Regions from separate parts of the Homo sapiens genome. Here all the other regions are linked to region 4. A link is a contact called in ENCODE Hi-C or POLR2A ChIA-PET data. All regions are on one chromosome and are shown on one strand. Each heading gives the region's core, a stretch centred on a gene start or an enhancer-like site at or near the end of the contact. The rest is flanking DNA. Distances are from core to core; before and after follow the strand shown. Region 1 holds the start of SLU7 (spliceosome associated SLU7). Region 2 holds the start of FBXO38-DT (FBXO38 divergent transcript). Region 3 holds the start of CSNK1A1 (casein kinase 1 alpha 1). Region 4 holds the start of CNOT8 (CCR4-NOT transcription complex subunit 8). Region 5 holds the start of GRPEL2 (GrpE like 2, mitochondrial). Region 6 holds the start of PWWP2A (PWWP domain containing 2A).

What was found. Hi-C counts contacts between places; a loop is a spot of excess contacts on that map. ChIA-PET counts read pairs that join two places held with the same protein, here RNA polymerase II (POLR2A). Pooled maps may share reads with other maps.
Region 1: a map of CD8-positive, alpha-beta T cell shows a loop between it and region 4 (13-fold over the local background). The contact joins the promoter of SLU7 here to the promoter of CNOT8 in region 4. A Hi-C loop is called at or near these places in 3 of 168 maps with a recorded cell type or tissue (B cell, CD8-positive, alpha-beta T cell and naive thymus-derived CD4-positive, alpha-beta T cell) and 9 of 50 pooled maps.
Region 2: a loop to region 4 is called in a map of CD8-positive, alpha-beta T cell, with 14 times the contacts of the local background. The contact joins the promoter of FBXO38-DT here to the promoter of CNOT8 in region 4. A Hi-C loop is called at or near these places in 3 of 168 maps with a recorded cell type or tissue (CD8-positive, alpha-beta T cell and naive thymus-derived CD4-positive, alpha-beta T cell), 1 of 37 single-sample maps with no recorded cell type and 13 of 50 pooled maps. POLR2A ChIA-PET finds 5 or more read pairs at or near these places in 1 of 52 experiments (activated B cell).
Region 3: a loop to region 4 is called in a map of CD4-positive, alpha-beta memory T cell, with 17 times the contacts of the local background. The contact joins the promoter of CSNK1A1 here to the promoter of CNOT8 in region 4. A Hi-C loop is called at or near these places in 1 of 168 maps with a recorded cell type or tissue (CD4-positive, alpha-beta memory T cell), 1 of 37 single-sample maps with no recorded cell type and 8 of 50 pooled maps.
Region 5: a map of CD4-positive, alpha-beta T cell shows a loop between it and region 4 (12-fold over the local background). The contact joins the promoter of GRPEL2 here to the promoter of CNOT8 in region 4. A Hi-C loop is called at or near these places in 1 of 168 maps with a recorded cell type or tissue (CD4-positive, alpha-beta T cell), 1 of 37 single-sample maps with no recorded cell type and 9 of 50 pooled maps.
Region 6: a map of B cell shows a loop between it and region 4 (33-fold over the local background). The contact joins the promoter of PWWP2A here to the promoter of CNOT8 in region 4. A Hi-C loop is called at or near these places in 4 of 168 maps with a recorded cell type or tissue (B cell, CD4-positive, alpha-beta T cell and naive thymus-derived CD4-positive, alpha-beta T cell) and 14 of 50 pooled maps.

What each region holds. Positions count from the first base shown.
Region 1 is chr5:160,416,955-160,421,422 of GRCh38, reverse strand. SLU7 (spliceosome associated SLU7) reads left to right here and starts at 2,342. Exons shown (of 16, transcript NM_006425.5): 1 at 2,342-2,400. RefSeq lists enhancers at 1,931-2,000, 2,011-2,130, 2,581-2,630.
Region 2 is chr5:148,380,947-148,385,292 of GRCh38, reverse strand. It overlaps FBXO38-DT (FBXO38 divergent transcript), which reads left to right and starts at 1,443. Exons shown (of 5, transcript NR_105057.1): 1 at 1,443-1,794. It overlaps FBXO38 (F-box protein 38), which reads right to left and starts at 1,335. Exons shown (of 22, transcript NM_205836.3): 1 at 1,254-1,335. RefSeq lists an enhancer at 1,359-1,558.
Region 3 is chr5:149,548,613-149,552,882 of GRCh38, reverse strand. It overlaps CSNK1A1 (casein kinase 1 alpha 1), which reads left to right and starts at 1,444. Exons shown (of 10, transcript NM_001892.6): 1 at 1,444-2,041; 2 at 2,702-2,808. The coding sequence starts at 1,919. It also overlaps a transcript of ARHGEF37 not described here. RefSeq lists enhancers at 867-936, 494-1,287, 987-1,656, 1,687-1,746, 1,877-1,936 and 3 more.
Region 4 is chr5:154,855,770-154,860,046 of GRCh38, reverse strand. CNOT8 (CCR4-NOT transcription complex subunit 8) reads right to left here and starts at 1,420. Exons shown (of 7, transcript NM_001301073.2): 1 at 1,279-1,420. RefSeq lists enhancers at 112-614, 1,118-1,620, 1,576-1,745, 1,621-2,124, 2,125-2,626 and silencers at 1,156-1,215, 1,276-1,375.
Region 5 is chr5:149,342,793-149,346,748 of GRCh38, reverse strand. It overlaps GRPEL2 (GrpE like 2, mitochondrial), which reads right to left and starts at 1,250. Exons shown (of 4, transcript NM_152407.4): 1 at 1,133-1,250. The coding sequence starts at 1,209. It overlaps AFAP1L1 (actin filament associated protein 1 like 1), which reads right to left. Exons shown (of 19, transcript NM_152406.4): 19 at 3,112-3,956. RefSeq lists enhancers at 318-941, 942-1,567.
Region 6 is chr5:160,117,888-160,121,887 of GRCh38, reverse strand. It overlaps PWWP2A (PWWP domain containing 2A), which reads left to right and starts at 2,438. Exons shown (of 2, transcript NM_001130864.2): 1 at 2,438-3,083. The coding sequence starts at 2,500. RefSeq lists silencers at 2,313-2,362, 2,523-2,622, 2,723-2,902, 3,023-3,442 and an enhancer at 2,387-2,886.

The DNA of each region.
Region 1 (4,468 bases), core at 1,093-3,592, 5.6 Mb before region 4:
ACAGGTAGATCAAACAGCAGCGTTTGAGTCATTCTCTTATGCTTATGATTAAGAACGAACTGATCGTTCCCTAATCTTAGGACTATCCTCAATACTTCAGGCTAAGACACTGTTTCTATTATACCATCACGAATCTGTCTTAGGAACAAAATTATGATTCTAATGAATACATAATTTAGTCTTCCCTTAAAATTCTATCCTTTGATAGTGATTTATTTTAAACCTCTAACATCTCAATAATATATTAACCAAAGTTGCCTGGAAGGGCTTGGCCAGGGAGCAAGAGAATATCAGAGAGATAATAAAGATATAAAAAAGGAATTCCAATTTCCCAGATATGAAAAGAAATTTTGCTTGAAAAAGTTGACGACCTTTTCCTGTTTCTATAGTAAAATGGAATACATTGAACAACTACAAGATGAAGATATAAATTAAAACATAAGGCTGACCTGTGTCATTCAAACTCCGCTTCCCACAGTTCACCATATATGCATTTTAAGCTGCAGATCAGCTGAGAGAGAGGAGTTGATTCCATATTACTCTTTCACGAAAGGCTTGACACTATACCTGACATAGACATGGTTCTCAATATATGCCAGTTCATCATCTCTTTTTCCCTGGCATTTCAGGACCAATATTGATTGAATGATTCATTCATTCACAAATATTTATTGAATACCTATTAAATGCTGGACATTATACTAGGTTATAAGAAAAGAGCCTAACTTAAGGTGAAGAAAAGAGGAAAGACAGAAAAATATGCATACCTTTATTGTCCCTTCACTGTTCTTTTTCCTTTATCCCCATCCTTTATTTCCTCCTGTATCTCCTAAATTTTACATCATCATATTATATTATCAGCACTCAAAGTGTTAATTTTTAAGACTAAATCTGCACAACACCTATAGCTTCCAAGTGGGGATTCTCTATCTACAGAGGTTTTGAGGTGCAAGGTTTGTCTTAGGATGTCTTCTTTTTTTCACCAACAGAAAGCATTGTTTCTCCTAAGGTCATGCAGCAGCTGTAAACCATAACCACCCTCTCTGAATAACCACTGTTTTCTTACTAATGATGCCCTCAGACCAGCTTTGCTATTCCTATTACTGGAAATACTCAATTGCTAAACCACCCTCACTCATAACAGCACTTAGTCCCTAATCAGTTTCTCCCAATCCTTCTTTACAAACAGCAACCCATCCAGAACCAATCCCGGCTTTCCTAGACCTTCCTCAGAACCCTCCAGAGGGACCTCAAGTCTTAGAAAAGATTCAACTGTCTTGTCCTGCGCTTTCTGATTCCTCTTCGAGATGCGCTCTCCTGGTGGTTTTGGCTAATTAGGCCTTAACACTCCTAAGCAAATTTCAGGAATATTTTTAAGTGGAAAAAAACAAAGCCTGAGTGATTCATAGACTCTATTCACTTTCACGCTAGTCTCTGACACTGTTTCTTCATCTACTGCCCTGTAAAAGCAAAATTAATATTTATGTTCCTAAACTCCAGGTATTGCAAATTCTTAATACGAAAAAAATAGATTCTATTATGTTGGGCTATTTTATTGAGGCAGGAATGGTAGCTACTTTTACTTTTACATTCAAAAAGGATACACGTTATGGGGGGGAGGGGGAGAACAACCAGAATAGAAAGCACAAAGAAAAAAAAAAATCACAAGAAATTCTACCACGAAAATTAGTTTATTTTCCAGTGTTTTATTTCACATGTATACTTTTAAAGAAGGGATGGGATAGCATAGATACTGTTTCTCCAAAATGGAAATTGTCGTATTTTTTTCTAATGATAACATGCCTTATGTTCTCACAGCACCTGGTATTCTTTTCATAGCAACTTTTCACAGCTGCTAAATCTGAATAGTTGTTTCGGTGTCTTTCGCACTCTGATGTAAATCTGAGGGAAGACACTGTTCACCAAATCCCCAGCATGTTACACAGCCTGGCTACTAATTAGTGCCAAGTTTAACTGCTTTTTTTTTTTTTTTAAGCTGATACGTCACCAACTTCCCCATTCATTTCATAGTCCCCTGGTGAGGCTTAAGCTCTTGTCTGTTCTGGTCTTTTTTTTTTTTTTTTAACTTCCTAAAATTCTCCGATTCTAAAAGAAAGCTCCTAAATAGAAGCCAAAAAGTAGCCGCCCAACTTGAAACTCCCCACAAGCCGGGTAAATAGCGCGATACGCAGCAGCTAGAGTTCTCGCGTTTCCCACGGCGCAGGAGCACTGGAGGGCCCCCCTCCGCCCCCGGCCCCGCCAGGAAATTAGTGCGCATGTGCCGGTCATCCGGAAGTTACCGCAGTGGCCGCCGGAATTAGGCGAAAAGCCGGAAGTAAACATTACGAGATTGGCTTGGATTCTGTCGGATGGACTTGGGGCTAGCTGCGGCGGGGCTGGGTAAGAAAATATTGTTAGAACTTGCGGGCGACGGGGAGTTGGGGAACCTGAGAAAATGAGTCGAAGGCTCCTAATTATTGGATATATCTTCACGGGGGTGATGAGCCCTCAGGTGTTGAGGGAGCGAGGACGGGGGACCGAAAAGCCACTGTCCTGAGACCCATTCATGGCACTCGTGCCCTGCCAGGCCAGGCCTGCGTCTTCAGGGAAACAGTCGGGATAACTATGAGAGTGTCGCCTTTGTGGCGGTGCCTCGAAGACCTTGAGCAATCCCCGGACTGCGAGCAGGGAAAGCTGCTTCCAGTACCCAAATTGACAGACTGTATTTCCTCGCCAGAAAAATTTACTTGAGCTTCAGTTTTTCCTGTTAAGTCGAGATGATCCGACTTCAGTGGGGTATCATGCGGGTATAAATGAAAACATCTATGTAAGTAAAGCGCTAAACAGTGTCTTACGTAAGCCCTCAGTAAGTGGGAGCTATTACTGTTTTTAGTTGGAGAAAATAGGTCCCTCCACAGCGACGGAAACTAGTGCGTACAACTTGGTGACTATAATACTTTATTCAGTTTTAGTTTTTAATATTTTAGGCCCAGAAGCCAATGTTCTGTGGACAAGTATAACATACTGGTTTAGAGAACTGACTTTGGAGTCAGAGTTGTGTTTGAAGTCCTTATTTCTTACTACAATGTGTTCTTGGCTGAGGATCTTACCTCTCAGAACCTGTTTCTTCACTGTAAAATGGTGTTCATCAGACCTATCTACTGGGCTTATTGTGAAGATTAGATGAGGTGATACACGGTAGGCTCGAGAAATGGTAGCTGTTTTAATAAAGATTAAATTTACCGTTGTTGTGCTTCTCTTCGCAGTATATTTAGGCCATCAGTTTATATGTTACACAAATATATGTGGAGGTTTTCTATAGGTCAGACATAGAAGAGAACACCTTTGAGAAGCATCGTAGACCCCCAGGCATTGAGCACTTTCCACTGGGAAAGAGCTTGTGTAAAGGCCCAGTGTCTACAGGGAGCACGGTTTGTTAGAGGAACTAGAGGAACTACAAGAAGGTCTATGTAGTTAGTAGAGAAGGAAGCGGGGATAGTTGTAATGGTGAGGCTGGAAGGTAGGCAGGTGCCAGACCATGGTGGACCGTGTAGGTGTGTTAAAAAGATGTCAGTTTTTAGAGTACGAATGATAAAATCCTTTGGAGCGTCATTTTTTTTTTTTTTTTTTTGAGACGTAGTCTAGCTCTGTCGCCCAGGCTGGAGTGCAGTGACGCAATATCAGCTCACTGCAATATCGGCCTCCTGGGTTCAGGTGATTCTCCTGTCTCAGCCTCCCGAGTAGCTAGGATTACAGGTGCACGCCACCACGCCTGGCTGATTTTTTTGTATATGCTTAGTAGCGACGGGGTTTCGCCAGGTTGGCCAGGCTGGTCTCAAACTCCTTACCTCAGGTGATCCGCCCGCCTCGGCCTCCCAAAGTGCTGGGATTACAGGTGTGAACCATCGCACCCAGGTGTCACTATTCGTTATGATAGTTATTAGCCACTTGTGGTTATTGAGACTGGAAATGTGATTAGTTTAAATAAGTGTAAAACCCATATCAACTTTTAAAGACAGAGTTGTTTTTTTTCTAATTCAAATTTGCAATTATAATATGTTGGATATATTACATTAAATAAAATCTTGTAAAAGTAATTTTACCTGTTTATTTTTACTTTTTTAATGTGACTACTGGAAAACATAAAATTACATGTGGGACTAGCATTGTATTTCTCTTAGATGGTGCTGTATTGAATTTTTGGACGGTACTGCATTGGAGGATTTTAAGCTTGGGCAGTAGGACATTGTATTAATCTGTTTTCACATTGCCAATGAAGACATAGCCCAGACCTGCCAATTTACTAAAGAAGTAAGTTTGTTGGACTTAACAGTTCCACGTGGCTGGGGAGGCCTCACAAACATGGTGAAAGGTACCTCTCACATGGCGGCAACAATAGAGAATGAGAGCCAAGCAAAACGGGTTTCCCTTTATCAAACCATGAGATCTCGTGAAACTTATTCATTAC
Region 2 (4,346 bases), core at 194-2,693, 6.5 Mb after region 4:
AGCCATTTAAACAAAGAGGCACACAAAACTCTACATTCTTTACCCAAGGAGGACATCAGAATTACAGCATCACATATTTTAAAGAGGGGAAAGAAGGCTTACAGATAATCTAAAATGTTAATTCTCAAAATGAAAGTTAAAAATTACAAGCGGATTTTTTTCAGTCTATGCCTATGTAATACATACCCTCCAGACTGGACCTCCTCCTTCCCTGGGAAAATCATGGCTTTATAGAACTATTATTTTATCCTTCACTTGTGCTGGGGGAATGGGAAAGGGGATTAAAAACCAGTGACCTAATCCAACGTCTTCCTTTAGCAGATAAAAAAATCTCAAGTTCAGAGAGAGGAAGGGATTTGGCCAAAGTAAACCATCAAGTTAATAGCAACTTTGGAACAAAAATCAAGGTCTCCTGTTTTTCACTTTGTAGTGATTTACACTGCTGGTTTAGGTGTATAAAACAAAGTTTTCTGGACAGAGCTTCTCATTGCACAGGAACCTTCCTAAGTGACCAGTTGCCCTTGGCCAGCTTGGTGTCTGCAAAGAAACACGGTAGACATCTCTTAGTCAAATTCTGGGTGTGCAGAGTGCAGGGAGAATATGCTTTTCAGGTCTGTAAAGACTCCATGAAAAGGGAGTTAAGAATCTGATTTCCACAGCTAGGGCACGGACATCAAAGGCATCCAACACAGATAAGCAAACTGCAGCACAGAAAAGCTAATGGACCTAGACAAGGTCACACGGTGTGTAGGTGGAAGGGGTGAAACTAGAATTCAGGGCTCCTGATACTCAGGCGTGGCAGCCAAAGATGTGTTCACTGCTTCCTGCTCAGGGACATCTCCTCACTACGCTGAACACAGACCTCCTTCACTTTACTGGCCGAAACACCGACTTAACATTAAAATCATGAAATTCGTGACGCCCGGGGTGGGAGACAGTCACAGAAGCTGTCCAGTCCAACACCCTCACCCATTTCATTGAGGAAACTGGGGCCCAGAGAGAGTTCTTTATGCTGGATTTTGGGGCCAGGTTCAGACAAGCAGGCAACCCCCGCAAGCACGGCCTAGAAGGCCAGGAACTACAAATTCAACCCCTGATCTCTCAAGGAGCTCTAGGCCCCAAGGGGGCCAGAGGCCGAGCTTAAGCGGTCGGAAGTTCCAGAATCCCCACCCAGCTACCTCAGCCCTGCCGCACGCACTCCGGGCTTTGCCACCCCGCTCCCGGTCCCCAGGCCCACTCAGCCGCCGCCTCACCTACGCCGACCCTCCGCCTGTTATTGTGGTTGAGAGGGAGGGACGCTACAGACACTTCCCCGGCCCCTACCGCTGAGGCACTTCCGCTTCCGCCGCCGCTCGCATATTTCCGGAGTGTTGTCATCCGGGGCTGGAGCCTCAAACCCGTGTCCATATTGTGTGTGTGAAGAAGCATCGAAGCGCGGCAGCCATGTTCAGCGTGGCATTTCGGAAGGCTTGTCAGGGGTGGAGAAGCGGGGCGGGTTGCTGTTCTTTCACCTGACACTAAAGCGCCATGCCGGAAGCACTGAGTCTGATACGTCGGAACCAGTCTCCACCGTGTGGTTTGGTCTTGATTTCCACTGGTACTCTGGGGTCTTGGATAAGTCTCTGGACCTCGCCTTTGTCATTTGCGAAGTCGATAGGTTCCAATAGAGATTTTCCCAGAATCATTCAACTAAAAATAGAGAACTTTTTTTTTTTGAGAGGAAGGACGGGGGCGCAGTTAAAGATGTTAATGTTAAGTCATCCCTTCTGTGATTTCGGGACATTATCTTTGCACGTAAGTAATAGTATTTTACAGTCCAAAGGAATTTCACATGAGTGTCATTAAAAACTCTACACGACTCTGACATGTAGGCAAGGATCAACTTAATCACCTTTTCTGTTGTTTAATGGATAAGGAATTGTCTTCAGAGAGTGTAATTGATTTTCACAATGTCTCGCAGATGGACTGAAATTCAGATTTTTACCTTTTACATCCTGTGTTCTTGCCCTAATATACATGTAATTAATATGGGCTAAAATCCCTAGATTTAAATAGATACAAATACTTCTTAGGAAAGTTAGTGTGCATTAAAGCCATGTGAGACACAATTTGACAAGACGTAGCATTGACTAGGCTATTCTGCTGGAGAAGAAAAAGCTGAAGAAGGCTTGGGAATCCCATTTCTTCTTATTCTTTTCTTGATTGATAGCAGACCTACTGGTTTTTCCCCTCTTTCCCCAATATGGTTCGGCACCTTAGGTTTCAGCTTGTCTTAGGCAGTCACAGTTTTAGCTATCCCATTCCGTATGTCAAACCATATATCTGTGTTTTTATTTGGAGCTCTGGTAGGACAAACAAAACAAAACCTCATCATATTCATGTACTATTCATTGTAATCTCAGCTTTCATGTTACATTCTTCCTGTAATTGAAGACAAAAATGAATTTTTATGCTATTTGCTTCTGTCGGTTTCTTCATATTCAAACTTTAATAAAGGAAACAGACTTTAGCTTTTTCTGTTTCCCAGGTTATTCTGAAGAATAAATAGGAATTACGAAAGTTTCTAGTGCAGGGCATGGCATATTTAGAAGGCATTCAGTAAGATTTATTTCAGCACAATTGGCCTGAATTTTTAATTCAATGGAATATGATTTTCATTTTATTAGCATTCCTCCTTTTGTAAAAAGCACTGTAGTGGGACCTGAAATGAATACTCATGAGTAAGAAAGGTTTCCTACCTCAAGTTTAGAAAATTTCCTACCACAAATCATTGTAATAAATGTTAAAGATATTTTCTCACTGCTATGAGTGTTATATATAATAAGATATCAAAACTAGTTTTAACATTTTCAGGTAGAGCATGTTATATGTATCCCTTCATCTCTAGGATTTATTTGTACCTTGATGTTACAGGTTTTCATTAAAAAGGTCCTGAGTTAGTATTTCTCCTGTACAGTGGCACCATCATGGGGTCCCTGAGCGCTGCAGGAAAGTTTGCCCTACAGTAAATGACCTTAAACCGCTGTGTTGTTTTAATTTTCAATCCCCACTTTTTAATTAAATTCTAAAGTATCTCTTTTCATTCTTCCATGAGTTCTAGTATCAGCCCGTGTTCTTCCTTGAAATTCCTTAGGTACCTAAACAACAGATAATCCCTTTGTTAAAATGATGACTAATACTCAAGAGAAGTTTTGGTCAGGGATAGTGGTTGGAGTTTGCTCAGGACAGGTTCATATGGCTATGGAGCCTGTTCAGTGCACAACTGCAGAAGGTGCTATGCATATCAAGGCTATTCTTAACTACCCTTAGACTTGGCGTATATGGCAGAACTCCACTATGAATTCAAATACAGGATTTTTTTTGAAGGTAAAAAGGAAAAAAAAAAACTATTGTAGCTGTTTTGACTGAGAAGTTGTGTATTTAGTAGTCAGCAATGCAGGCTTTAGAACCAGAAAGACTTGGTTAACTGTGAGTTCCTCTGCTTACTGGCAGAGAGACAATGGGCAATCACTTCAGCTCTAAGGTTCAGGTTTCTTTAAAATAGACATTATGGTACCTACGTAACAAGTCACTCCAGAATTTAGTGGCTAAAAATTTTATCTGCCCTGATTCTGTAGGGTAACTGGGTTAGGCTGGGCAGTCCTAGCTTGCAGTCTCTGGCATTTACAGTCAGATATCAAACTGGGGCTGTAGTTAATGTCAGCCTCTAATAGATGTTATATTGATGGCAGTTGAGGCTGGCTGATCTCTAGATGCTCAGTTGGAGCTATTTATCAGAGTGCCTACACTTGGGCTTTCCCTCTGATTTGGGTTTCTTATACCGTGGTGTTTGGGTTTTGACAGGGAGCACTTGGAGGTAGAATGGGAAAAAAGGGAGCTGTTCCAAGCAAAACAGGAGGAAGCTACAAAACTTCATATAATGTAGCCTCTGCAGTCCCAGGAGTGACTTCCATCACGTCGTGTTAGGTCAAAAAAGCCACTAAGCCAGCCCAGATTCAAGAGAAGAATAAGAGTCCACCTCTTAATTGAAGATGTAGCAAAGACTTTGTGGCCATCTGTAATTTACCACACTACCTCATTGTTTTTAATTTTTAGATTTTTGGATGTATGAATATTAGCACAAGCATCAAAAAGTAAGGCTTGTAGTCCCTCCAGCCCAGTCTTGCATTTGTGCATGAATAATGTCATACATTATTTTTTAAGAAAAATTGTGGCAAAATATATATATTTGTCATTTTAACCTCTTTAAGTATACAGTTCAGTGGAATTATGCACATTCACATTATTGTGCAAACACCACCGCCGCCAATCATCATAACTTTTCTATCTTCCCAAACTGAAACTCT
Region 3 (4,270 bases), core at 195-2,694, 5.3 Mb after region 4:
TTAAAATTCTTCACATTTTTCTCCCATTTCTATTTAATTAATTATTTTTTTTTTGAGACAGGGTCTCTCTGTTGCCCAGGCTGGAGTACAGTGGCGTGATCTAGTCTCACCGCAACCTCCGCCTCCCGGGTTCAAGCGATTCTCAGACTCCCGAATAGCTGGGGTTACAAGTGTGCGCCATCACACCCGGCTAATTTTTGTATTTTTAGTAGATACGGGGTTTCATCATGTTGGCCAGGCTGGTCTCGAACAACTGACCTCAAGTGATCTGCCCGCCCCGGCCTCCCGAAGTGCTGGGATTACAGGCGTGAGCCACTGCGCCCGCCCCCCATTTCTATTTTAATTAAATTTTATTTAGGATAGGCTTAGCTTAAATTTTTACGACTGAGGTCTGACTTAAGATGATAGCATCAACCATGGAGTTTTCTTTCGTGAACATTATTATTACTAAGCCCAATTTTCCCAGGTCAAATTTTGTAAAACAAAACGTGGTCAAAATTTGATTCTCTGATCGATTTTTTGTAAAAAAGAAAAAAATTACCGTGTAGTTTTAAATGTTGTCAATTAAATTTTGTAATAGTTACCTCTACTCTGTTCAGGTTAATACTGAGGTTTTCAACAAGACCAACATACGATTCTTTTTTTTTTTTTTTTTTTTTTTTTTGGTGGGGTTGAGGGGACATAACAGTTTTTTCACTCTTGTTAAATTAATTTTCTGTTGATTCCATCTATCCTTAATCTTCATTATGAGCAACATACCAGGTTTTCTTCTGAAGATCATATGTGGTAGTGAGGCAATAATGCAAAGACATAGGATGGCAGGGGGATTCCGGCTTCTTTCTTTCTTCCCCTCCTGTGGAAAGAGGGTCTATAACACTCCGTAGTAGATAGGACAATTCTAATTATGAAGGGTAATTAGCTAGGCTCTGCTACAACCGAGAGCCCTGAGAGATTCCTCGACGCTGGCTGCTTTTCTCTTCCTCTCCACCAGAGGCGACAGCCTCTTTCCAAACAGAAACTGGGTTGGAATAGGCCGGTCCGGGGGAACGGCCAGAAGAAAGATCAAAGGTTAAAAACCGCCTCAAAGAGCACAGGTCAATACCCAACTCCTAAGGAGGCCTTAAGCTTTCATCTGCCACGAAACATGAAGGTGACTCCTCCCAATATCAAGGCCGGGGGGCCACTCAGCCTTCCAGAGACCCGGCGGGTCCGAGGCGAGTAACAGGTAACACCTGCTGAGCCGCCGCCGACCGGAAGTGGAAGAGAGCCCGGGACGGGGGTGAGGACAGGCCGCGGCACGCCTGCGCAGTCAGCAGGAGTTGCAGCGCTCATGCGCAGCTGGGCGGTGACAGGGTGACGCTCGGAGCGTGGGCCGCGACTCTCACGGATCCGGTTCCGCCCTCTCGCTGCCGATCCTTCGGAGCGAGCGCCCGAGATCCCTTTCCCAGAGTGCTCTGCGCCGTGAAGAAGCGGCTCCCGGGGACTGGGGGCATTTTGTGTTGGCTGGAGCTGGAGTAACAAGATGGCGTCGTCCGCGGAGTGACAGGGGTCCCTCTGGGCCGGAGCCGGCGGCAGTGGTGGCAGCGGTATCGCCGCCCTAGCTCACCGCGCCCCTTTTCCAGCCCGCGACGTCGCCGCGCAAGCGAGGCAGCGGCGGCCGCCGAGAAACAAGTGGCCCAGCCTGGTAACCGCCGAGAAGCCCTTCACAAACTGCGGCCTGGCAAAAAGAAACCTGACTGAGCGGCGGTGATCAGGTTCCCCTCTGCTGATTCTGGGCCCCGAACCCCGGTAAAGGCCTCCGTGTTCCGTTTCCTGCCGCCCTCCTCCGTAGCCTTGCCTAGTGTAGGAGCCCCGAGGCCTCCGTCCTCTTCCCAGAGGTGTCGGGGCTTGGCCCCAGCCTCCATCTTCGTCTCTCAGGATGGCGAGTAGCAGCGGCTCCAAGGCTGAATTCATTGTCGGAGGGAAATATAAACTGGTACGGAAGATCGGGTCTGGCTCCTTCGGGGACATCTATTTGGCGATCAACATCACCAACGGCGAGGTAATCATCTGGGGTGGGGTTCACGATAACGCTGCGCTTTTACTCATTCCCCCCACCACCACCGTGCACCCCCAAAGTGCTCGGGCCTCTCCTCATCGCACGCACTCGCCAGGGAGTCCAGGGAGCTAGTTTTCCTGGCTTACGAACCTCGTCCGCTGTCTCCCTAAAAGGGTCAAGAACCCGATAGAAAGGTTGGGGGAACTAGTTTCCCACCTTGTTAAACACGTCCCATAAATGTCCCTTAGTCGAGCTTTTTTTTTTTTTAACCGTCTTTTAAGGTGGAAACGGCAAAATCCTCTTTCAGTGATTCCCATGTTTTTTTTTTTTTAATTCTTAATTCTACTGGGCCTCTTGTTCCAATTAGAACAGTTTCCGATCGCCTAGTTCCTTAAAAACCTCTCACTACGTTCAGAGGTTGCCTCTTTTTTCTGGATGAATCATTTTCCTGCACTTTAGAGGACGTACGGATTTCGTCACTACCCCCTGAAGAGGCCTTTGAGGCTGGTTGCCTCGTTTTATAATTACCGAGAGCTTTCTCTTTCCAGCTTTTCACTTCTTCTTGTAGTCGCGACTTGGAGTTTTGCTAATGTCTCCCTCCTTTCCTAAGTGACATTGAATCCGTAGGGATGTTGATGCCATCATCCCCTCTTTCCCCTGCAGGAAGTGGCAGTGAAGCTAGAATCTCAGAAGGCCAGGCATCCCCAGTTGCTGTACGAGAGCAAGCTCTATAAGATTCTTCAAGGTGGGGTTGGCATCCCCCACATACGGTAAGAACCCGGTGCATATAGGCGATCCGCTGAGGGAAGCACGGAATGGGGAAGTGGGTAGAGGCAGGTAATGAGACCAGCTGAATCCGGGTCTTGGTGTTTTAGTTACCTGGGTTCCCTATAGCTGGTGGTTTCCTGTAAGTCAGTCATCTCAATTACTGAGTAAATTTCAGTTTGCCAACTTATTTCATTGTATTACACTGCTCCATTTCGCTTCCGTCATTCTCACTCTTCCCGAGGCTTTCATTTGCAGTTATGCGTGCAGGTCATCTTTGATCCCTACGCGGAAGGGTTGGCTGCTGCCTTTTTTACGGCGGCACTTCTGATGTACTTAGGTTTGTCCAGTGAAGTGGATTTGAAGGTGCCGAAGCGACCCGGCAGTGTCAGTTCGAGTTGCTATTGGAGCTGGCTTGGGAAATGGCTGCTCTTTTGTTGTGTTTTTGTTCCAACATGTCTTCCTCCTCCGCTTAGAAAATGGCGGAACGACGTGACTCAACCCCATATTCCTGCCCTTTTCTCAGCTTGAGTTCACAAATTATGCTTCCTTGATTCCTCCTTTAGCAGCCCCGAGTGGATTAAACCTTTGAAAAGCCAAGAATAAAGCTGCAGGAGGCGGTGTGGAGGTTCGAGGAAGGAGATGGCATAGTGACAGTGTTTGTGATCTCTGCAGCAGATGTGACACGAAATTGTTGAATTACACTATGTAAAATCCTTCGTAGTTCTTTTAAAAGTGTTAATTACTCTTTCTTTTCGTGAATGGTCATATTTGGCACGTTTCAGTCGGGACTAAATTTGTATAGGTAGTGGCAAAGGCAGTTTGAGCAGCACCAACTATGTTAAAATTTACTCATATCAGTTGTATTTAAAAAAATCTTAATCACTTAGCCACACTTTGATAAGTAATTTTAACCTGTTGAGTTTGTCAGTAAATCTTCACATCAGAGAAATTGGGGCCTTTGTTGGTGTGGAATATTGGTGAGTGCAAATAGCAGTAACGAGGATAAAAGATGACGAGATAGACATTGTTCTGTCAAATGGTTAACTTTACTTTGGAGGGTTTTAATGTTTTAACTTTTGGGATTAAAGATCCTCTTCATGGAATGGAGACTAAAATATAGTTTAAAGCCCAGCTATTTTCCAGCAATAATCTAAAATAACATTTGCAAAATTATTCAGAATAGGTAAGAATGGTACTTACTGTTTACTGGAGCCTCTTCTTTAAGACGGAGTTTTCGCTCTTGTGGTCCAGGCTGGAGTGCAATGAATGGCACGATCTTGGCTCACTGCAACCTCTGCCTCCCGGGTTCAAGTGATTCTCGTGCCTCAGCCTCCTGAGTAGCTGGGATTACAGGCGCCCGCCACCACGCCTAGCTAATTTTTGTATTTTAGTTTCACCACGTTGGCCAGGCTGGGCTCGAACTCCTGACCTCAGGTGATCTGCCTGCCTCGGCCTCCCAAAGTG
Region 4 (4,277 bases), core at 171-2,670:
ATGTAGTCAGAAACAGGATGCTAATCTCAAGCGTTGCACCTTCCTAGGAATTTTTAAGGGTTAATTTTTATTACATACAATGTTTGCCTCACGGGCTGACTTAAAAACTTGACTCCCACATGAGCTACACAGAAAACTGTGCAAGAAGGAAAGGTTTTCACAAACACACTCACACCTATGAATTACTGAAGTCCCTGCTCTGTGTTGACCTGCAGTGCAGTATGTTCAGATCGCTCCCGTTCATCTACGGTGTAAACTTCTCCAAAACATAGCTTCTTATTTACACAGGAAAGCTCTGAAGGGCAACTAATGATAAAGCCACAGGAAAGTTTTCTCTGCAAGCAATCAAGGCCTTGCTCGGGAAAAGAAACGTTGAGTCTGATTTTGTTCGTTTAAGCCCAAGTGTACAAGGAAACAATAAACATCACTTCCTTATTCTAGAGGACTGAACAAAGGCTTTGCCGTGCATAGATATGATAGAAAAGGAAGTGGCACGTTTGAAGAAATAAATAGCAGCAGCGTTTAAGAGGATCCTCTGACCCTCCCTTACCTCCAAACAGTGTCTCAAGGCACTGCCCTGGATTGAACCGCAGTTCAAACTTCTTAAAACCACCCGAATGGCCCAGGTCTGTGAGTTGGCTCCTCCATTCATAAAGCCATAGAACACCAAGAAAAAGTTATGGGGCCGCAAGAACTAAGGAAGAGGCGGCGATTTAGAAGGGGGAGGCCCGCAAGATTCCAAATTCAGGTCCTCCTCCCCACTACTCCGTCTCCCATCATCATTCTCTTCTCGTTTATCATCATCCTTCCACTTCAAATCACACTCAGTCCTCCTCCTTCTGACACGCCATTCTTCTTCTGTTTTTGTTTGGTAAAGCAAAGTTAAAATTACGGGCCTTAGGACTAAGATAACTAAGTTCGAAGCCAGGCCAGGCCACGTAGTAGTCGTGTGTCCTTGCATAAGCCACTTAATCTATTTCGTGCCTCGGTTTTCCTATCTTGTAAAATGGGTTTGATAACAGTACGCACCTCGGAGGATTGGAGTAGAAGTTAAAATGAAGCATATGAGATGCTTTGTAAAGTCCCCGCACATATTACTCGAATATTATCGTGTGACGGTGGCCATTATTATTACTACTCTTTGCTGGGGTTCCTCTCCTCCTCACACACCCTGCCCCTTACACACGCCCCCACTCCCCTTCCCCCTACAGACCCCCAATGGTCTCTCACACTCTTTCATCTTACGCTCCTCTTTCCGGTAAGCGCAGGCCCGCTTACCGGGACCGACAGGGCCCGCGAAGCGCTGGCTGGCGGGCTGACGAGCTGGCGGGCTGGCGGGCTGACTCCCCGACGGCGGCGACGGCAGCCCCTGGCCCGGAGCTCTTTTCCCTCTACCCCGGATCTGCTCCTAGAACCGAACGAGCCAGTGAGGTGAGCGCCCCCGTGCCCAGAGCGGTCTTACGTGCCTCCCACCAAACAACCGGACGGCACCACTCTACCCACCCGATCCGCCCGACTCGCCTGCTCTCTAGAGTCACTCCAGACGCGCGCGCGCGCCTGGTCACGCCCGCTCCTCCCCCTTTGCGCGCCCCTGCGACTCCGTGCGTGTTCGCTCTGCCTGTGAGGTCGCGGGAAGCAGCGCGCAGGAGCAGAAGTAACAGGGTGCCGCCGAATAGGTGGGGAGTGGAGGCCTGGAAGCACGCTTGCGGAAGACGGCCCGCCTGCGGCCCTCTTCGCGTGATTAGTTGCGCTCGCTCAATTTAATCATGATTCTTACTCCTCCATTTTGGTCCTCTTTCCGAGCGAACAAGGAAGGGGCGTGGTCTAGAACTAGCGCCCCCCCCCACCCCCCCGCCGTGGGCGCGGCCTGGAAAAATCCAAAGGCCGAGGAAAGGGCGTGGCCCTTCGAACAAACCCCTCGAATTACCACGCCCCCTCCTCCTGGCTTTGAAGGACCGTTAAAATCGTTGGCACGAAGGGATTTGTGAAGAGGCTGACGGAGAAAGAGGCTGTCGCGACTTTCTGTTCTAACATGGCCCCGTAGATGTCTCACAAAGCATCTATCCTACGGTTCCTTTCTGGCAAACAATTAGTTGGGGGTGGGGCGGCTCCCCAAAGCCGAATGTGGGTGACGTCCGCCAAGGCCCGCCTACCTCCCGGCCTCACCGAGCAGAGCGAGGAACATTGCCATAGCAACTGGCCCGCCAGGGTCTGCTCGAGTTACAAAGAGGACGGCGCCTCCCGTGGGCACGGCGCCTGGCCAGCGCAGGCGTCGCCGGGCTCTTCAGAGCTCCAAAATCTTTGCGGACGCGCAGGGAGCTCGCCAGATTTTAGTGTCGAGACCCACGGGCTCAGGCCTCGCCCAGGAGCTTCTGAGGCCCCTCTGCCAGCCCCTTGGTTCCCTCTTAATCCTGCTTGAAGAGAGGGCTCTTGACCGACGCCGGCCCTGGGCAGCGTGTGGCCAGCTGGGGCGCGCCTCCGCCTCGTGTTCTCCGCGGTGGGAGAGCAGACAAAGCGCCCGCTTCCTGCACACAGTGTCGGCGGCGGGCCGCCCTCAGCCACTCCCGCCAGCGCTCCACCCCTGTTCCCGAGAGGACGTGGGGGCTGCCCCAAGCACGGTTCTAGTTCTTGTCCCAGATGCTTGTACTTGAGAGGCTGTTGATAAGAAAACGGCAAATGTACCCCTAGTGACGAGGAGAGGGGCTTCTACTATTCACTTTGCACTTTTAAACATTTCCCCCTAAGGGGATTCTCCAAAATCCTCCAATTCCTAGGCTGGATGCCGAGCTGGCCTTGAGCGGCAATTTCAAACGGGATTCCCAAAAGCTGTTCTCCAGGGAGGTGAACTAGCTCCAGCCTCCAGGATAAGAGCATCAAATGCACTTTCTGAACTCCAGTCCTCCTCTTCTCCCCCCCAAATGAGTGTCTAGCTCCTTATCTGCAAAATTAGGTTACGAATGGCTGTCGTGAGCTTGTGAAGATTAAATAGTTAATAATTGGAAAAACACCCCGCACCGAGGAAGATATAAAAGAGCGTTCAATAAATGGCATGTCTCAGTTTGCTCTCCCTAAAACAGTCGATTTGGGGCCGGGATTGGTGGCTCACTGAGCCTGTAATCCCAGCACTTGGGGAGGCCAAGGCAGGCGGATCACCTGAGGTCAGGAGTTCAACACCAGCCTGGCCAACATGGCAAAACCCTGTCTCTACTAAATAATACAAAAATTAGCTGGGCGTGGTGGAGGGCACCTGTAATCCCAGCTACTCCGGAGGCTGAGGCAGGGAGAATTGCTTGAATCCAGGAGGCGGAGGTTACAGTGAGCCTAGATCGTGCCACTGCACTCCAGCCTGGGCGACACAGCAAGACTCCCTCTCAAAAAATAAAAAAATAAACAGTGATTCCGTTGAGGGATACACTGATAAAGAAGGCAGGCAAGTGCCCCATCCCCCAGTCAGTTCTATGGGTTTCTTTTTTTTTTTTTTTTTTTTTTTTTTTTGAGACTGAGTCTCGCTCTGTCACCCAGCCTGGAGTGCAGTGGCGCGATCTCGGCTCACTGCAAGCTCCGCCTCCCGGGTTCACGCCATTCTCCTGCCTCAGCCTCCCGAGCAGCTGGGACTACAGGCGCCCGCCACCATGCCCGGCTAATTTTTTTCTCTTTTTTTAGTAGAGACGGGGTTTCACCCTGTTAGCCAGGATGGTCTCGATCTCCTGACCTCGTGGTCCGCCTGCCTCGGCCTCCCAAAGTGCTGGGATTACAGACCTGAACCACCGCGCCGGGCCAGTTCTGTGGGTTTCTAACGTGCTTTCTTCCACTTGTAATTTAGAGTCAGAAGAGGCTAGCGCTGACAGGCAGGCAGTAGTCACATGAAAAGCGGCCTCCCCAATCCTTTCTTGGAATTTTGTTTTTTCCTGTGGCACTGGGCCTGGTGTGTGCTAAAACAAACAGGAAACACCATGTCCAGCCTCACTACCACCCCTCACCCAGAATTGGGTGTTCGTTTCTCAAATTATTGAAAATAGATATAAAGCAAACAGATGGATTTTATTTTAGGAGAAGTTAGAGTGTTACTCTTTTTTTTTTTTTTTTTTTTGAGACAGAGTCTCGCTCTGTCGCCCAGGCTGGAGTGCAGTGGCGCAATCTTGGCTCACTGCAAGCTCCGGCTCCCGAGTTCACGCCTTTCTCCTGCCTCAGCCTCCCTAGTACCTGGGACTACAGGCGCCAGCCATCACGCCTGGCTAATTTTTTGTATTTTCTTTTAGTAGAGAAAGGGTTTCAAT
Region 5 (3,956 bases), core at 1-2,500, 5.5 Mb after region 4:
AAAAAAAAAAAAAAAAAAAAAAAAAAAAAAAAATTCTCAGGGCCAGTTCAAAGGGAAAATGGCCAAAGCTTAGACCAAGAAATAGGGTTGGGGAGTTGTGGCCAATCTCAATTCCTACTGCTTCAGAACTGGAGTAGGGAGACAGCTTACCAGAAGGAACCATTTTTCTTCTGGTCATTTCCTTACATCACCAACAAGCTGCCAAAAAGACTTGAGAACGGTAAGCAAAACCAAGTCCCGAAACCCTGAATGCAACCTCTCACTTAGGTGCTAGGGTAGGATGTTGGGTCAGGTGTGTTAAGGTAAAAAGGGTGACATATGTAGTTAAGCACATTTACCAGATTCTCCCGTAGCTTACTTTACTATTCAGAGGTCCAACCCTACCTCGTACTCAACTATTTTTATTCTCTATCCCAGGAAGAAACAGTGTAGGGGCAACAGTCTCTGAGAAAATTAATTAACATCGCTCATTAAATAAGAGCGCCGATTCCAACGCCCTGACTGGTTTCCAGCCCGGGTTCCACCACTTCCCAAATATTTAAGTTTGGAAGTTACTCAACTTTTCTAAACCTCACTTTCCTTAACTACTAAATGGGTAATAATAAAAAGAACCACCCATAATTCTGCAGTCGGCCTCGTAAGCGACCAATAAAAGCTGCCGATGGAACTTGTCTTCCGAAGGCTGATGCAATGGCCGTTTGGAGAAACAAGTTCAGCGGCCTCCTTTTACTGACAGGTACAACAGTGCCCGGATAACGGAGAAAGGACTGGCCTTAGGTCACACGGAGTGAGGGGAGAGAACCCAAATTTACCCACAGGTACCACAGGCTGGGAGAAGAGGCCGGGAGAGTGGTACATCCCTCCCTTGGGGGCTTAAGAGACTTCTCACCTTCCAGGCCATGCATGACCTCGGATCTCCTTACCTTCCTCGGCCTAAGAAAGAGGCACGGCTGATGGCCTCAGTTTCCCCGTCTGTAAAATGGGGCCGTGAGTGCACGGTCGTAGAGGCCGAGAAGCTTGGTCCCCTGGCCTACGCTCAGATAGCTCTCGCCTTCCAGCCCACAACCACCCCGGCTGGCTCGCTAGCCCCTCAGAGTCCTCACGCTCCCGACTCCCCGCCTGCAATGCTTACTTGCTCTCCCACGCGGCACTCCAGGCCAGTAGGCGCTGCACCCGCAGCCGGCCCGCCCACAGCGACCGTACGGCCATGTTTCCAATTTGGGCTGAGAGGCAGCGCACGCGCACTTGCTGCGAGTGAAGAGATGCTCCCGCTTAAAAACCAGCCTTTGCGGGCGTTTCCCTCTCAGGACTTCCGGACAGGAACGCTATGCTTCCGGTTGCCCGATGGGCCGCGCCGTTCCCCATCCGGTCGTCCGGAGCTAAGGCAACACTTCCGGCTCTCAGTGTGTTCCGCGGGTAGGCGAGGTCCTAGTAGTAACTACAGTCTCCGTGCTGGGCGCAGGGTCGGCAGCAAAGAAAGCAGATCATAGCTGTGCCCGCATGGAGCTTACTTGATATTATGAGCGATAAACAGATACAAGCGGGATGTAAAGTCAGAATATGAGCGGTGTTTGAAGGTGAGGGGCAGGTGTCGCGGAAGCCTAGAATAGAAATCTAGCCTTGTGGAAAGTTTTCCCAGAGGAAGGGGGTATTTGAGCTGAGCTGAAGAAAGGGTTCAGGCAGAGGGAAACATCTGCAGAAGCCTAATAAAGAGAGAAGAGTATTGCATGTAAGGGACTGAAATATACTGAGGCGGGAGGGCAACAGGACTGGTGGTTAGGAAGGGCTAGATCACGTGAGCGGTTTAAAACATCGCAGCCTGAACCATTGCCCATCACTCCTCCCAGTCTTTTTCTCTAATGCCCTTCTTATCGACTGAATTGTTTTTTTAAATAGTGTGTATTTTCTCATTTCCTCTCACTAAAATATAAGCTCTTTTAAGGCAGAGATATTGTCTATTCATTCCCATTGAGCAGTGCCCTAATGTAGGTGTTCAAAATTATTTTTTTTGAGATGGAGTCTCACTCTGTCACCCAGGCTGGAGTGCAGTGGCACGATCTCGGCTCACTGCAACCTCTGCCTCCCAGGTTCAAGTGATTCTCCTGCCTCAGCCTCCTCAGTAGCTGGGATTACAGGCGCCCACTACACCCGGCTAATTTTTGTATTTTTAGTAGAGACAGGGTTTCACCATGTTGGTTAGGCTGGGCTTGAACTCCTGACCTCAGGTGATCTGCCTTCCTCAGCCTTCCAAAGTGCTGGGATTACAGGCATGAGCCACCGCCCCCGGCTTCAAAAAACTTTTTTGCTGAATGCAATTTAGTCTGATTCTGATTGCAATGGAATGTGAAAATAAATAAAACCTAAAAGCTGTTGGAACCTCCCAAATACTTGAAGCTTTGAGAGAGATGTGGCTGTGGTCTGAGTCCATGTAGCATGTTTTGTAGTTCTGCTTCTTAGAATTATAGCTTAATTCTCTTCCTCATTGTTCTTGTTCTGTAATGACTAGGAAAGAGCAGAGACCAGATTTCTTCCCTCTCAATTACTGATGTTTGTAATAGACAGCCTCCTTTATTGTCCTGCACCTAACTCAGACTAGATGGTGCCCTGAACTGAACTGACCCCATGACAGTTACATCTGCAGGATGTGATGTTAAATGTACCTTTCTTGAAGGAAAAAGACCACCTTAACTACTCAGATCATTGTAACTGTGCATTAAGCCTTGCATAGAAAGATGTTGAAATTCTGTTAAACCTCACTGAACCCAACCTTTCACACTTTGGAACACTGACTTCCATCTTTTTTAAGACAGACATATTTTTCCATTCTGTGCTTCCTGGGCAGGCCATCCTCAACCTTTGTGCTTGAATAAACTCTCTTTAAACTAGATTCTGACCTTTTAAATTATTTTAGATTGACAGGGAACATGTGACAAAGGCTTTCATGTTTAAAGAGTCACTTTGACTGCTGTGTGAAGCAGATTGCAAGGTGTAAGAAAAGAGGTAGGGAAGGCAATATGTTGCAGTAGCCCAGGCAAGATGGGGCTATATTCTGTCCTGGAAGAACAGAGAGAGACCTTCCTAACCACTGTAAAGTAACTGTGTCCAGCACCCTTTTAGTTTCTTAGTATTTTATTTCTTTTGCTTCCTTGTTAAGGTTTTTTCCTCCAACTAGAATGTGAGCTTCATGAGGTGTCTGTCTTGTTCACCACTGATTTCTGACATCTAGTATAGTAGGTACTCAAGTATTTGTTGAATGACTTAATTAAGTTGGATAGTGTCAGTGAAGATAGGAAGATATGGATGAATTTTAGAGATTTAGGATGGAAAGCTGACAGACTGAGAGGATGGATTGGTGACTGGGGTCCAGGGCACTTGGAGTTGCCAGCTTAGTTACTGGATAGTCCCTTAATTTTTTTTTTTAAGGGAATGGGAAGTGTTCCTTGAGCACTCTGAATCTTGTCATAACATGGGTTATTTGTACTGTAGTTATTTGGGTCACATTTTCTTTCCTGCTTGTCTCTGAGTTCCATGAGGACAGAGCTGGAGTATTTTCATCTTTTTATCTAATCCGAGGTCCAACTCAAATGTGTCATGACCAATAACTTATATTTTCTTTTTGGCCTTATGAAAAGGGTGATATGGTTTAGGGAGGTATTATGATTCTCTTTTACATATGAGAAAATTGAGGCTCAGAAAGGTTGGTAAACCTATGCAAGATCCCGCAATAAGGAAACAGTGACAGTAGAATTCTGACAGACTGAACACTTGGCAGTGTTGGGCTTAGACCTGTGGCTTACACTTTGAAAAAACACAACCAAATAAGGCATTTTTTTTTTTTTGAGATGGAGTCTTGCTATTGCCCAGGCTGGAGTGCAGTGGTGCGATCTCGGCTCACTGCAACCTCCACCTCCCGGGTTCAAGTGATTCTCCTCCCTCAGCCTCCCAAGTAGCTGGGA
Region 6 (4,000 bases), core at 1,189-3,688, 5.3 Mb before region 4:
TAAGGTGACAACACAGAGAGGGCTTTGAAAGCCAAGCAGAAGAAGGTACACTCCATGTGAGCATTGGGAGCCAGTAGAAGCTCTTGAGTTACAGAATGAAATGGTGGCTTAGGACAATGACTTGGTATGCCACAATCTATTATGAAGCTGAAATGTAAATTACTCATTGCAGCATCTTGTAATGAATTACTACAAGAGGTAATCAGGTCCCAGGACCCGAACTATATTTTTCTCCCTGTGGGAGATTATACAATGTGAGACCTTAGGGTCTAGGCATTTCATAGACTCTATGTTGTGTTTAATTAGTTGATTATGGTGAACTGTAGACAAAATATTATGGTGAAAACCCTATAAGGCAGAATCTGTATCTGCTTACTGCAAGTATCTAGCCTGAAGGAGATAACTCTTTGATGAATGAATGATTGAGTGAAAGTCATGTACTTGGAAGGACCCAGGTTAGATAGGATCTGCTGCTAGCTAGCTGTATGACCCTTAAGATCTTATTATCTTTTTATTTTTATTTTTTTGATACGGAGTTTCACTCTTGTTGCCCAGAGTGGAGTGCAGTGGGCACATCTCGGCTCACTGCAACCTCCGCCTCCTGAGTTCAAGCAATTCTCTTGCCTCAGGTTTCCAAGTAGCTGGGATTACAGGCATGCGCCACCATGCTCAGCTAATTTTGTATTTTTAGTAGAGATGGGGTTTCACCATGTTGGTCAGGTTGTTCTCAAACTCCTGACCTCAGGTGGTCCGCCTGCCTCGGCCTCCCAAAGTGCTGGGATTACAGGCTTGAGCCACCGCGCTTGGCCCGCTTAGGATGTTTAACATGGCTAAGGCTTGGCTTCCTCATCTGTAAAAAAGGGAGAAGATTTAAGTCACAGGATTTTAAGTGAGAGTTTTGGGAAAATCTCTGGTACAAAATGAACACTAAGTACATTTGTTTCTTTCTGTATTTTTAAATGATATTCTGAAACTTCCCTGATTGGGATCTTCTACTGGCCTTTCCCCACGAGCCACTTGGTTTGAAATAGGCAGAGCATATGGTGATATTTGTTTATTGCTATTTTCAGTCTTTTCCATGTAAAACTGAAATTCTGACTATGCAATTTACCAGCCGAGTAACCTTGGGCACCCTCTTTGTGCCTCAAAATTTTAAGGATTGAGATGATATGCTATAGTGTTTGTATTAGTGCCTGGTACATGGTACTCAAAAGACACTAGCTGTAATTATTCTTCAGGACTTTATTTTTTTTACTTTCATTGCTAGCAGTTTTTCTACCCTCTCTCCTGCAGGCATTCTCCCAGAAAAAAGGCTGACTCTGTGGTGCCATTTGAGAGAAATAGGTTCAGTAGATTCTTCCAGAGATGACAAACGAAAAGACTTGATGTGGAAGTAAGAGAAGTAGGGGCGTCAGGACACTGAAGTGAGAGATCTTTTGTTCTCGTGGCATTGGAGAAGCCAGGAAAGAAAAAGGCTTTAGCAGGGACCAGGTGCGTCCACTTTGCAAGTGGATTTGGAGAGAACAAGCAGTGTTCACATATCAGTCCAGCAATGTCTCAAGACTCCTTCCTGGAACAGTCATCAGTTTAATCCAGTGAGGATGGTGTCTCTCTTCTTTCATGAGCATTTTCCTATTTCTGAAATATTAATAAATAGGTGCTTTGTTCCTAGGAAGTGGAGAGAAGTCAAGGAAAATACTCATCATACTCCTAGAAGTCAAGGAAAATACTCCTCGTACTCCTCATGGCCGCTGGAGCCCGCTGCTATGAGGTTATGGAGAACGTCTTGAACATTCCATTCCCCAGCACCTAGTGCAGTGACTAGCATAGTAGGCACTCAAAAAGTGTCTGTAGGATTGTATTTCAAACTTTAGTTGTCTTTCCCAAAGAAGCCTGTCGTGCCCACACGCGGCCGCAAGAAGTCCGCGCCTAGAAATAACATTTATTCTAAGGATCTCTGCGCAGAGATTCTTGGGAAGCGGTTCCCCTCCCGCATTCCCTTGTTACTCCTCCCCTCGGCCGCCTTTGAAAGAAGTGGCACGCCACATGATTCCATCCTTTCTCCCACCTCCAAAGACCTGGCTGATAATGGGCAGGAGCGTAGGCCAACCATAAAACTTTATTTCCTCTTCCAGCCAATAGCAAGAGGCGATGAGTATATGGCTCCTCTTTTGTGACTTCCCCCGCCCCCTTTGATTCCGCCCCCTATTCCTCCACTCAGATTCCACACTTGACAACACATCTGGCCAATGAGAAGTTCCTACTCTGCGTGGGAAGGATGGACTGACTAGATGATAGACGTCCATCCCTGGCCAATGGAATATCAAAAGTGCGGGAGGGGTGTAGAATGCAACCAATGGCGAGGTGCCAGAAACGAGCATCAGGGAAAGGGCGGGACGAAAGTGTTCGCGGGAGGGAGGGGAAGGCCCAGGGAACCAAGCAGCGCTGTCGCCGCCGCCGCTGCAGCCGGAGTTGGAGGAGGGAGAAGCTAGGAAGAAAATGGCGGCCGTGGCTGCAGAGGCGGCAGCGACTGCAGCGTCCCCCGGGGAGGGGGGCGCCGGCGAGGCCGAGCCGGAGATGGAGCCCATCCCCGGCAGTGAGGCCGGCACTGACCCCCTCCCGGTCACGGCCACTGAAGCGTCTGTGCCGGATGGCGAGACTGACGGGCAGCAATCCGCTCCTCAGGCCGACGAGCCGCCGCTCCCGCCGCCACCGCCGCCGCCGGGGGAGCTCGCCCGCAGCCCAGAGGCGGTGGGGCCGGAGCTGGAGGCTGAGGAGAAACTGTCCGTTCGGGTGGCGGAGTCGGCGGCAGCCGCGCCTCAGGGAGGGCCGGAACTTCCACCTTCTCCTGCATCGCCGCCGGAGCAGCCCCCGGCTCCCGAGGAGCGCGAGGAGCCGCCGCTGCCTCAGCCCGTAGCCCCGGCGCTCGTGCCGCCGGCGGGCGGGGACTCCACGGTGTCGCAACTGATCCCGGGCTCGGAGGTGCGGGTCACGCTGGACCACATCATTGAGGACGCGCTTGTCGTGTCGTTCCGCTTCGGGGAGAAGCTCTTCTCCGGGGTCCTCATGGATCTGTCCAAAAGGTACCGCGCCCGCCCCCAGCACCCTCCGGTCCGCTGGGTCCCCAGGGAGGGAGTGAGCCCGGGCGGCCCCCTCTCCCCGAGCCCTCGCTTCCCCGCTGCCCGGGGCCCCGCCCTCTGGTCCTGCGCGGCGCGTGGCGCGCGCTCCGAGTGGGGCAGGCGCGCGAGACCGGGAGAGGGCGGTCCCGGCCCCAGGTGGGCGCCTGCGGGGCAGGTGTGCCACCAGGTGGGAGGGTGCAGGTGCAGATGGGCTCACAGGTCTCACCCCTCACGCCTGGTCTTCTTCTGCGACTTGGCCTGGAGTCACCGTCACTGGGCGGGTGGGTTAATGCAAGATGCAGATGGATTTTTGCAGAGAACGGAGTGTTGGACGGGGGGACGGGGGGGCGGGGGGCATTGCTTGCGAGGAGGCACTTGTCTGTCCTCTAACGTTTAACTTTAGCGGGATTGGAGAAAGGGGTGTGTACATTGGGGTTCCCAAAAGGTTACCTGTCACTCCTTACAGGGGGAAGAGCATTTGTTAAAATGAACCTTTTAACTGTAATTCTTACGGTTAGAAGTCATTCCCGTTAGGTTAACCATTCAACAGAGAAGCATATTTTGCTAATTTTAATGATAGTTTAAGAAAAGTTTAAAGAAGAGATTGGAGATTTTTAAAAAATCCTTTAATGTCAAGGTGGTGTAGCATAAAAATGTTCAAGTAACTTCTAACACCTGGGATTCAGTTTATGTATTAAGGACAAGAAGGTTGAGTTCATCTACAAATTTGGCTTAACCACATTTTCATTTTTTGATTTAAAATGTTTTTGGGCTCTGCTTTCAACAGGGGAAGAGAACCTGTTCTAAGTCTGGAGTTAACCTTTTTATTCTCTTCTTTTGCAGATATGAAGTGCAGAGACTCCCATTCACGGCTTTCCATT